Linked DNA regions of Homo sapiens: region 2 is linked to region 1. Evidence: read pairs that join two places in POLR2A ChIA-PET (ENCODE). Cell type or tissue: CD4-positive, alpha-beta T cell. All regions are shown on one strand. Links, peaks and the distances in the headings refer to the core of each region. The heading gives the core; the rest is flanking DNA. Region 1 overlaps HIVEP3 (HIVEP zinc finger 3). Region 2 has its middle 97 kb from the start of HIVEP3.

Region 1 (5,381 bases), core at 164-5,163:
GCCCCCAGCTTGCCCAAGGCCATTTGAACCCAGACCCTAGCAGCCTCTGTTGTCCTGCCTTCCTCATTCCATGGAAGGGCACGTGTAGATACCAGTGGCCACTTTGATTTAAAGGCCTCAGGCCAAGTGGGTTCTCAATTGGAATATTAAAAATTGTTTCATGTAGTTGATTTTTTATTTTTAAATTTGTCTTGAGAGGGAGTCTTACTCTGTTGCCTAGGCTAGAATGCAGTGGCATAATCTCGGCTCCTGGCAACTTCCGCCTCCTGGGTTCAAGCAATTCTCCTGCCTCAGTCTCCCGAGTAGCTGGGATTATAGGCACGCACCACCAAGCTTGGCTAATTTTTGTATTTTCAGTAGAGATGGGGTTTCCCCATGTTGGCCAGGCTGGTCTCGAACTTCTGACCTCAGGCGATGTGCCCGCCTCAGCCTCCCAAAGTGCTGAGATTACAGGTGTGAGCCACCGCGCCCGGCCATTTCATGTAGTTTAATTGTCTGTACACTGTAAAGCCAGGGTAATGATTGGCCTCATGGGTCATGTGCACTTGCCTACCGGGAAAGTAGGCTTTGTTTTCTCCTAGAAGCTTCTTGCAGAATTAGCTCTTGTCTTCTGAGTATATATTTTTTTTCCTGTAACTACTTACCAGGATTTAAAAATGTGTGTATACACAGTGGGTGAGGGAGTGAGGATAGGAGATGCTCTAAAACAATCTAGCATGTGAGTAACTCCTCTAATCCACTTGCTCTGACCAGCCTATTGGAGGGTCAGCATGAGTCTGCCACAATTAAATACATGTAGATTTTTCTAGATAGTCGTAGAGGATAAATTGTTATGAATCAAGCCATATTTTAAATGGTTCCAGTGATGCAGATGACTTTGACATCTGCAGTGAATGATTTGATAATCTAAGGAAATCTAAATCCCTTCCCTCTCTCTCCTTTTCTCTCTTTCACATAAAAACTCTTTTTCATGTCTTGGGTGACCTTAGGGAGATAAGCCTTCTGTATCAGTTCTGCCACTCAATAGTACATGACCTTGAATGAGCACCTGGTGGTGGCTAGCTCCAGTTGCTTCAGCTGTAAAATGGGCACAGCCAGCCTTATCTGGCAGGTTTGTCTTGAGGATTAAACAAGCCCGTGTGCCTGCAGCACTGGGCAGATTTTGGCAGAGGGCGGGCTTTTAGCTTTCACACAGGAACCTTCTGTCGGTTGGTGGGGAGAGCCATGAAAACAGTAAAATACAGAACTGTGGGTGAGTGTGAATCCAGGCAGGTACAGGCAGGGGCTGTGGGACCACTGGGGAGGGAAGCCCACCTTTGTGGAGTCGTTAGGCAGAAATCGGAGGTGGGGACATTCGAAGTGGGTTTTACAGAGTAAGTAGGAGCTGTTTGCTCAGTTATTTATGTATACCTCACTTTATTCCAAATAAAGATTTGAGATCATATACATTCTACATTAAGGTAAAATAAATTTAATAAAGAAATAATATGCAAGGGAAAATAAGAGGAGAAACTAAAATAAAGCCATGGACAGGTTAGGACATAAACCTGCTAGAGGTGATGAACAGGTTTGGCACTGTGCTTCCTAACAATGAAGACAAAAAGGGAACATAATCGATAGGCGGTTCTTAGTCATCATGTCCAGAGGATTAAAAATGCACCCAGTGCCCAGGATGTGCACAGCTTTCCCTGGGGCTAAGACCTAAGATACATTTTCCCCGTGATCCCTCAACAAGGGGAGTTTGTGTGACATAGTCCTTAGCAACATTGCTGTTCTAACCATGTCATTCCAGTATGATTGCTTCTGAGGAGAGTGTACCAGGCAAGGAACACTGTTCTTGGCAGAGGGGACAGCATGAGTCCAGCTTCACGTGGAGGGAATGTCTGCAGGCCTATTGTCAGTGTGGCTCTTGGACCATGTGGCCCAGTGGGGCCTCTGGGTACCTATGGAAGCAGTTTTGGGGTGAGTGGCATGGCACCAGGTGAGGGGCCACAGGAAAAGCAATGCTGGGGTGTGGAAGACTCACTTTGCAGACATGTCAGGGCCAATCCTGTTAGGACATGACAGGAATCAAGGCTTCTGTGGCCCTTGCAGTTGGGGTCATTAGTAGCTGGATCAGAGACTGAGAAGGTGGGGCCTTGGCAGTGCAGGAAGCATGATTGGCTGGGCTGCCTGCTGGTCTTGGGCCCCAGAGGCTGGTCACCTTTATAAAGACATTGCAAGACTTTTTCGCCTGTGAAATTTAAAGCAACAATAACAACACATACTCCGCAGCCTGTCAGGAAGCCATGTGAGAAAGCTGAGCTGCCCCACTGTCAGAGCCTCATATTTTGGGGTTTTTGTCTGTTCTATTTTTGAGGCTGGTAAACTGGTTTCCTGTTTGTTGCAAAATGGGTGGTTGTTGCTGTCTGTGCCTGCCTTGGCTTTGGCCAGGCCTGGAGGGAGGTGGCCTCACCAGCCTAGGCCCATCCTTCTGCCTTGGGCCAGTTCCCTTCTGTACAAATGCCAAAGAGGAACCCAGCATTGCCAGGGGCAGGGAGTGGGGGCACCCTGCCAGCTGCTTCCTAGGGTTTCTGAGCGTGTTTGAAGTCATCATACTCACTTTGGCAATGCCTCTCTCTGGGAGGACTAGCTTCATGTCACTAAAAGTGGACACATTTTATACTCAGAGGTCAAATTAGCAACTCAGTAAGAGCAGGGGGATGGGACTGGGAAGAAAGAACCATCTGTCATTGTAAGGACAGAAGGGAGGAAGAGAGAAAAACCCATGTTAATTGATACTTGCTATGTGACTGTCATTTTCACAACTTGTATCTCATTTAATTGTTACATGTCATTCCCATTTTACAGGTAAGAAGCCTGAGGCTCAGAAACAGTAAGTCGACTAGAATCATTTGCTCAGGATGTTGGCACTTTGGCAATGCCTTGGAGAGCAAGTTCAGCATTCCTCTCCTATTCCCACCCTCCATCACCTTTTTATTGAAGATGAAAGCCAAAAAAAGAAAAAAGCTTGGGGCCAGGTGCAATGGTTCATGCCAGTAATCCCAGCATTTTAGGAGGCTGAGGTAGGAGGACTGCTTGAGCCCAGGAGTTTGAGACTAGCCTGGGCAATATCAGGAGACCCCCATCTCTATGAAAAATAAAAAGTTAGCCAGGTGTGGTGACACATGCCTGTGGCCCCAACTACTCGGGAGGCTGAGTCGGGAGGATCTCTTGAGCCCAGGAAGTTGAGACTGCAGTGAGCTGAGATGGCGCCACTGCACACCAGCCTGAGCAACAGAGCAAGACTCTGTCTCCAAAAACAAAAACAAAAAGCTTGGAAAAACTCCCAAAGCTAGGTAGTAGCTGAGTCTGAAAGTTACTTAACTAGTGGTTTCTAGTCTACTGCTTTTCCAAACTGCCTTAGATGCTTTCTAAACTGGCAGGGACATGATACCAGTCCAGCATTGAGCAGAGTTTGAACTTGTGGCTAGGCAAGCCAGGCCCAGCCGCCATGGCATTTACATTTGGACACCTTGCTTCTCTCCCAGAGCAGCTGGATAGTGGTGTCCCAGTAGGACCTGTGGGCCAAGGGTATGCCTCTCCCCTGCCCCCCACTCCTTGACATACCAGCTTCAGATCCTGCAATTCCCTCATTGTCTTTTGGGGTCAAAGCAACGAAGGCCCTTCTAAAAGCATGGGTCTGTTTCATTGGCTGATTATTTCCTCTCATCAGTGGTTTTTGGTGGATTCAACCTGCTCCTGGACCCCTAGGGGCATTTTTTTTTTATCTTATTTTATTTTTTTCAGATGGAGTCTCACTCTGTGCCCCAGGCCGGAGTGCAGTGGCGAGATCTCGGCTCACTGCAAGCTCCGCCTCCCGGGTTCACACATTCTCCTGCCTCAGCCTCCCGAGTAGCTGGGACTACAGGCGCATGCTGCCATGCCCAGCTGATTCCCTAGGGGCATTATTATAAGGAGAACTGATATCTATTTTCACATGTGTATTTTCTCAATCAACAGATGCTAAAAGTATCAGTAATTTCTTGTAAGAGTCTTAAAATTACCAAGGCTGGAACTACTACCTGGGGGGCATTCTCAGGTCTTAGTAGCTCTTCTCAAATGATTAGTATTCCCAATTAACTCAACCTAGGGCTGGGTGCAGGAGGGAGTAGAGAGATAAGAAAACCCATCAGCCTAGGTGGCATGGCCTTGAGGAACCTTGGAAAGGGAAGAAGGGAGACCAGATTGAAGGGAGGAATTACCTGGGGCAAGGGAGGGGGATGTTGCTCTTATGCTATCCCTTTGCTACTCCCTCAACCTTAATAATATCTTCACTTAATCTCTTCCTGCAGGGACCTCTCTTCCTTCCAGGCTCAGCACAGAGGGTCCTTCAGCAAAAAGCCTTGCATCTTCTTCTTTTCTGGGCCCTAATAAGCCCACGGTTACACTGCCTGTCTTCTGACCTCCCTTCATCGTACCTGCTTTTAAGTCCTTTGTGACTTTATTTAACTCCACTTAGTAATTGTAGCTCCTTGTGGGTAAAAGATAGCATTAATTGTAGTTTGTTCTCTGCACAGTCATGGTTCAGGGCCAGATAATGTAGACGAAAGGGAGGGAGGGAGTTTAGGTAGGCAGGTAACGAATTCCTTCCTTTGTCTCAGGGTAATAGGCCCTGTCTGGAACATTATGGGAGAAGCAGGAAGGGCATATCCTAGCCCATCTCTATGTGGGAGGCATCTGATCACTTGCATTTCTGATACCCTTGGTACTTTGCATATATAGTGAAAGGGGCACCTGCCTTGCTCTTGCATTTTCTATAGCAAGGGGACTTCCCACATCCTCTATCACTGGACACATTTGAGTTCCCTGCTGGCTTCTGAGCCTTCCCTTCTGTTTCATTATCTATTGCTGGCTTAACAGACTACACTCAAACTCTGTAGCTTAAAATCATGATTTATTATTTCTCACAATTCTGGCTGGGTGGTTCTCTGCTGGTCTTGGCTGGGCTCACTCCTGCAGCTGCATTCAGCTGGTGGTGGGGCTGAGCTGGGAGGTCCAAGAGAGCCTCCCTCACATCGAGGGGCCTGGTGCCAGCTCTTGGCTGGAGCAGCCTGGTTCTCTGCATGACCTCTTGTCCTCCAGTGGGCCAGACCCAGCTCCTCCATGGCATGGCAGGCTCAGGACTCCAGGAATGCGGAAGCAAGCCTGCCATGCCTCTTAAGGCAGAGGCCAGAACTGGTGCAGTATCCCTTCTGCCACATCCTTTGGACCAAAGGAAAAATCAAGCCCAGCCAGATTCAGGGGAGGGAGAAATAGACTCCACCCCTGATGAAAGGAGGGGCAAAGTCAGATTGCAAAGGGCCTGGGACAGTTTAGCAATAGTTTACTATATCCTCTTT
Region 2 (5,381 bases), core at 286-5,285, 210 kb before region 1:
ATCTGTATATCCTTAGAATAGCCAAACATTTCTTAAACATTACACAGAAGGACTAACTATAAAGGAAAATATTGATAAACTAGATTAAACTAAACTCAAGAAATTCTGATCATCAAAAGATACTATTAAGGGAATGAAAGAGCAAGCCCAGAGTAGGAGAAGATACTATAAATAACTACAAATCAATATGAGAAAGGCAAGTAACCCAAAAGAAAAGTGGACAAAAAGCTTGAAAAAACACTTTACACAGAGAATGTTCAAATGGCTTACAAATATGTTAAAAGTTATATCAATTGCATTCATTGTCAGAGAAATGCAAATTAAATCTACAAAAAGGTATGTCTACATATGCTTCAGAATGGCTAAATTTAAAAAGTCGGACAATACCAAATGTTGACAAGAACATGGAACAACTAGACTCTCATATATTATTGGTGGGAATGTAAACTGATACAGCTATTATGGAAGACCGTTGGGCAGTATCTACTGGGCAGTATCTACTAAAGCTGAACATACACTCTGTACCCGCAATTCCCCACTCCTAGGTATATGACAAACAAATGTAGTATATATATTTGCCAGAAGACATATATAAGAAGGTACATAGCATTCATAATATTCATAATAGCCTCAAACTGGAAGCAACCCAGATATCCAAAGACAGTAGAATAGATAAATAAATCAATATATGGAATATATACAGAAATGAGAATATGTAATCTATAATCACATGCAAAAACATGGGCGTATGTCACAAACATAATGCTGAGAAAAAGAAGCCAAACACTCAAACAGGCAGCACTAATCTCTGGTAATAGAAATCAGGATAGTGGTTACCTGGGGGTGGTAATGACTAGAAGCGGGAATTAAGGGGACTTTTAGGGTGTGAGTCATATTTGGTTTCTTGGTCTGGGTGTATGGTATGGGATGGGGTTATTTTGTGAAAATTCATCAAGCTGTACAATGATGCCTTGTGCTCTTTTCTGTATGTATCTTATACTTCATTAAATTTTTTATTTAAAAAAACCTGGATCCTTACTTCAATTCTTAAACCAAAGTAAGTTACAGCTAGATTACATATTTAAATATAAAATGAAAGGTCCACAATTAAACATGGATGAACTTTTTTTTTATAATCTCAGAAACATGAATTGGAAAAAATTTCTTTGAAAAGAAAATTAAAATGGTAATAAATAAATATCAACATGAGGAAAATATTTATAAAATAATAATGTATTATGTGTTGCCAGTCAGACCATCAGACATTAAAAGATACAAAATACTCAGTGTTGCTAAGGTTTGGTGAAAGGGTACTCTCATGTTTGATTATTAGAATAATTTGTTTCTACAGCATTTTTGGAGGACTTTAAAATGTGCATACTATTTGACCTAACAGTACATTTCTAGGAATTTTATCTTAGGAAATATTTGCCTACATAAATATATCAGGATAGTAATTAAAGCATTTTTATAATATCGAAACTGGAAATACTTTAAATGTCTATGAATAGAGTACTGGTTATATAAGGTACACCCTGTTTAATAAAGTATACTATGTCTGGTAGAAAGAATGAGGTTGATCTGTATCAGTGGATGAAGTCATATGGCCAGGAGATACTGATTGCTAAATGAAAAGAGTAAGTTGATGAACATTTCTGTAGTGTGATCTCATTTAAAGAAATATATATTTCATTGGAAAATTCTGGGAAAATATACACCAAACTATTTACATAAAATGATCACATATAGTCAAAAATATTTATGTGCATGTATTAAAATCAGTAGGAACTATACCAAAATGTCAACACTGGCTCTCTCGGGGGATTACTGAGGCATTTAAATTTATTTTTGTATACCTTTGTATTCCAAATTCCCTACAATGAGTGTATGTTGATTTAATAACCAGAAGATGCTAAATAGGATTATTAAATTTTGTCTGTATATTACCAGTTTCATGATAAAGATCAAACTCCTAATGAAAGCATTTCTTTCCTGTCCTTACTGCCTGTCTGTCCACCTTTATCTGGCACTGACCTTCCATATGCACCCTGCATTTCGTTTGTATACAGAACACAGATACTTTCTTATTGGAAATAATTTAAACAATGAGGAGCACATAGAGAATAAAACGTGGAAACTCGACCTTTTTCTGTACGTTTGCTCACATATGTATGTGTATATACAAATATAGTCTTTTTAAAAGCATAAATGGGATGCTTGCCTCCTCCATCTTAACCACATTCCATTACTTGCTGTTCCTTGAACCATTCATGCTGTTTCAGCCCCACGTAACTAGCCAAAGGCCCCTTTTACCCTTTCTTCCTGTCCCTGTGCAACCAGCAATTACAGTGTCTAATTATTTGATGTTTTTCCTAAAGACTTTTGATGCAAGAGGTTCAAAAGGCACAAAGCATGAAAGGAAAGCAGACGTAGCCATTGCCATGTAGGCAGCTGAAGGATGATGGAGAATTGGCAGGATACTGTTTCCAGTTATTCACTGAGATTTTTATCCCTCTGGTTTCTCTTAGTGATGGCACATCCCCTGCCTAGGCAGCTAGGGTGTTCCCTACTCATTGCCTCAGGGGACAAGTGACATAGTGGATTTCAGAAATCGATGCTTAGCTTTTGATTTGCTACAGTCTGGTTCTTGTGTGGCACCAAAGGACTCAATGCATAGACAAAACATTTAGAAAGATGCCCATGAGTAAGAAAAGGCTTCTTTAGTACCTTTAAAGCCCCTTCCTAATGGGGTGATATTGTCCTTGGTGAGAAGAGAGGAGGAGAGCTGGAGGGAAGGAGGAAAGGCAGATGTCCGTGGTTCCTTAGGAGGCAGGTCTTGCTCTGTGTCTACGCTGAATTCTGAAGGGCAGTGACCATGCAAACCCCTCACAGGTCTGGCATGCCAGAGAGCAGAGGAAACCCATGCCCCTGTATTTAGGCAAGGCTCAGAGGCTTTGGCACTCACTGAGTAAGGCCCTGGAATGTAGACTTAATTCTGGGGAGATGGGGTTGGAGGAGAGACCTTGAATTGCATGGAATTAGTCTCTAACAGAGGGTTGCATTATAAATTAAGATGATTAGAGAACAGGTAAGTTGCATTCTTTACATACCTGAGCTTGAAAACTGAGAATTGTCCTCATAACAAATAGAAGAATTCTGATTTTATTTCTTTGCTTTGGTGGTGGTGCTGGTTGGATTTTGATGTTGGCCATGAGCCCCGGGGATTTCCTTAAGCATGATCCTCGGAAGCTGTCTCACTTTCTCCCTGGCTTTGCCTCTCCACAGGGCTGCTGACCACCAGCAGCACGGACCTCTGGAGGCCAAAACAGGCCTGACAGTCACAGATGTGTTTGCCATCTCATCTTTATGTGAGTGGAGTAAGGAAAGATGAAAGCCACAGAATGAGACCTTTCTGGACATGACTGTACAGGAGCCCAGCCTGGAATGCACTCAGAGTTGATGCTGAATAAACTAAGAGATGCAAATAAAAACCAACAAGGAACCCTTCTTTAACGTATTAAATTTGAGGGAAAATTCTTGTCATTGACTTGCATTCATTCAAGGGTTGGTTAAGTAATTTTCAGACCTAAATTTGTTATTGATCATAGCATTTAGAGTGAATTTTGGATATCACTCAGTAACTTCAGCTTCATTGGTGCCTAGAAAGTTCACCTGAGCAGATGTCACAACACAATAAGCTGATGGAAATGAGAGGACAGATCGGCATCACTGGACCTACAATAGAGGAGGTTATTTCTTTGTGGCCATTCTAGGTACTCTGTGAAGCTCAGGATGTGGATATTGTTGGCGCAGCTTTATTTGTGCTCTGTTGTCCCGCCATCATTTCAGATTTGCTGATCTTTGCCACAAGTCCGAATCAGCTCATCCATTTTCTCACCTTTCTCTGCCTTTTCCCCACCTCCTGCTTGTGCTTTGCACCCCCTCCTTCCTTGCTGTGTGCTGGAGCCGCGTGACTTTCTCCTTTCCCCGAACTCTCACCCTGCTTGCCTTTGGTCCCTTCTTTCTCTGTGATGTGAACATCCTTGCTTAAATGCAGCTGTATTGTTCATTTTGTGGCATGCCATTTCCTTTCCACCTGGCAGACTCTCCACCAGCTGGGAAGGGACATGTATCTGCTCTTCAGGAAATGCTGTCCTTTGGGTGGAAAAGGACTGGCTTCCTGGCAGTGCCAAAATGAAGATCTTTCTCTGCTGAAAACAAAACAAAACCCCTTTATCTGTGAAACTTCCTGTTTCCTCCACTGAAAGCCGTGCTTCTCCAACATGGGGCATTATGCCAGGGGCACATGAAATCATAGGACAGACTGGGTGCATCTTCCCGGATGCTGCTTGAAACTTTGGGGGGAAATAGTTTTGACTTTTTCTTCCTCGTAAAAGCTGTTGCCATACATGGGTAGAGGAATATTATGGAGGGCAATGTAAAATTCATGTGGCATTTAAGGATTAAACAGGAGATGTAAAAATTTCTTGTTTCTGGTAAGCTGCTTTGGGTTATGTCTTCAAAATTCCTGGGGTGTCTTTCTGCTTCTCTGCTGTTGGGAAGGACTAAAATGGAGACTTCTGAGCAGCACCTAAAGTATTCCTTGTAAGTGGAAGACTGCTATGGGTTTGACCCAGCACATTTGGCAGCTTGGGCTGATTTAATGAAGTTGTACAAAATTTTGAAATATTAATAGAGATGTCTTCCTTCCCCAGCCCTTAAAATTTCCCCATGGCCCTCCCCTTATTCTGTTATTAATTCATTGCTGGAAGCATTTGGACTGTTATAATAGGAATGTAAAGATAAATAAACAGGTAGGGCTCCTGTTGAGATTTTAAATATCTGTATTTTCAAATTCATAGCAGAGACAAAGCAAGACTTTTCATATGGAAGAGTTTGGGCTTGAACATCAAAAGCAAATCTTTGAAGAAACTGAGGTGTTATGGGTTGAATTGTGTCTCCCCAAAAATCAGATGTTGAAATCTTAACTTCTAGTATCTCAGAATGTGACTGTATTAAGGAGAGAAGGTCTATTACAGTGGTAATCAAACTAAAATGAGGTCATTAGTGTGGGCTCTAATCCAATATGACTGATATGCTTATAAAAAGTAGAAATTTGGACACAGAGCCATGCATACAGAGAAGATAGTATGAAGAGACATAGGGAGAAGACAGCCACCTACAAGCCAAGGAGAGAGGCCTAGAACACATCCTTCCTTCAGCCCTCGGGAGGAGCAAATGTGGTCAACACCTTGATCTTGGACTTTAGCCTCCAGAACTGTAGACAATAAATTTTTGTTGTTTAAGCCACTCAGTTTATGGCAGCCCTATCAAACTAATACACAAGGCATAAAGTTTTGCCATGAACAACAGATTGGAAA

The links. Peaks named below come from ENCODE experiments on the same cell type or tissue, not always from the same donor. Only the 100,000 strongest peaks of a DNase experiment are listed, where the experiment ranks them.
Region 2: POLR2A ChIA-PET joins it to region 1 with 5 read pairs; 3 of 35 experiments call an interaction of 5 or more read pairs at or near these places.

The regions. Positions count from the first base shown.
Region 1 is chr1:41,800,149-41,805,529 of GRCh38, reverse strand. All of the region lies in intron 1 of HIVEP3 (HIVEP zinc finger 3), which reads left to right. Among named protein-coding and RNA genes, the nearest start is that of HIVEP3, 120 kb to the left of the region's middle. RefSeq lists an enhancer at 985-1,044. In CD4-positive, alpha-beta T cell, for the core only: no CTCF peak of the experiment used is centred there; DNase peaks (open chromatin) are centred at 1,139 and 2,389; H3K27ac peaks cover 3,094 bases.
Region 2 is chr1:42,012,943-42,018,323 of GRCh38, reverse strand. It overlaps a transcript of HIVEP3 not described here. Among named protein-coding and RNA genes, the nearest start is that of HIVEP3, 97 kb to the right of the region's middle. In CD4-positive, alpha-beta T cell, for the core only: no CTCF peak of the experiment used is centred there; no DNase peak of the experiment used is centred there.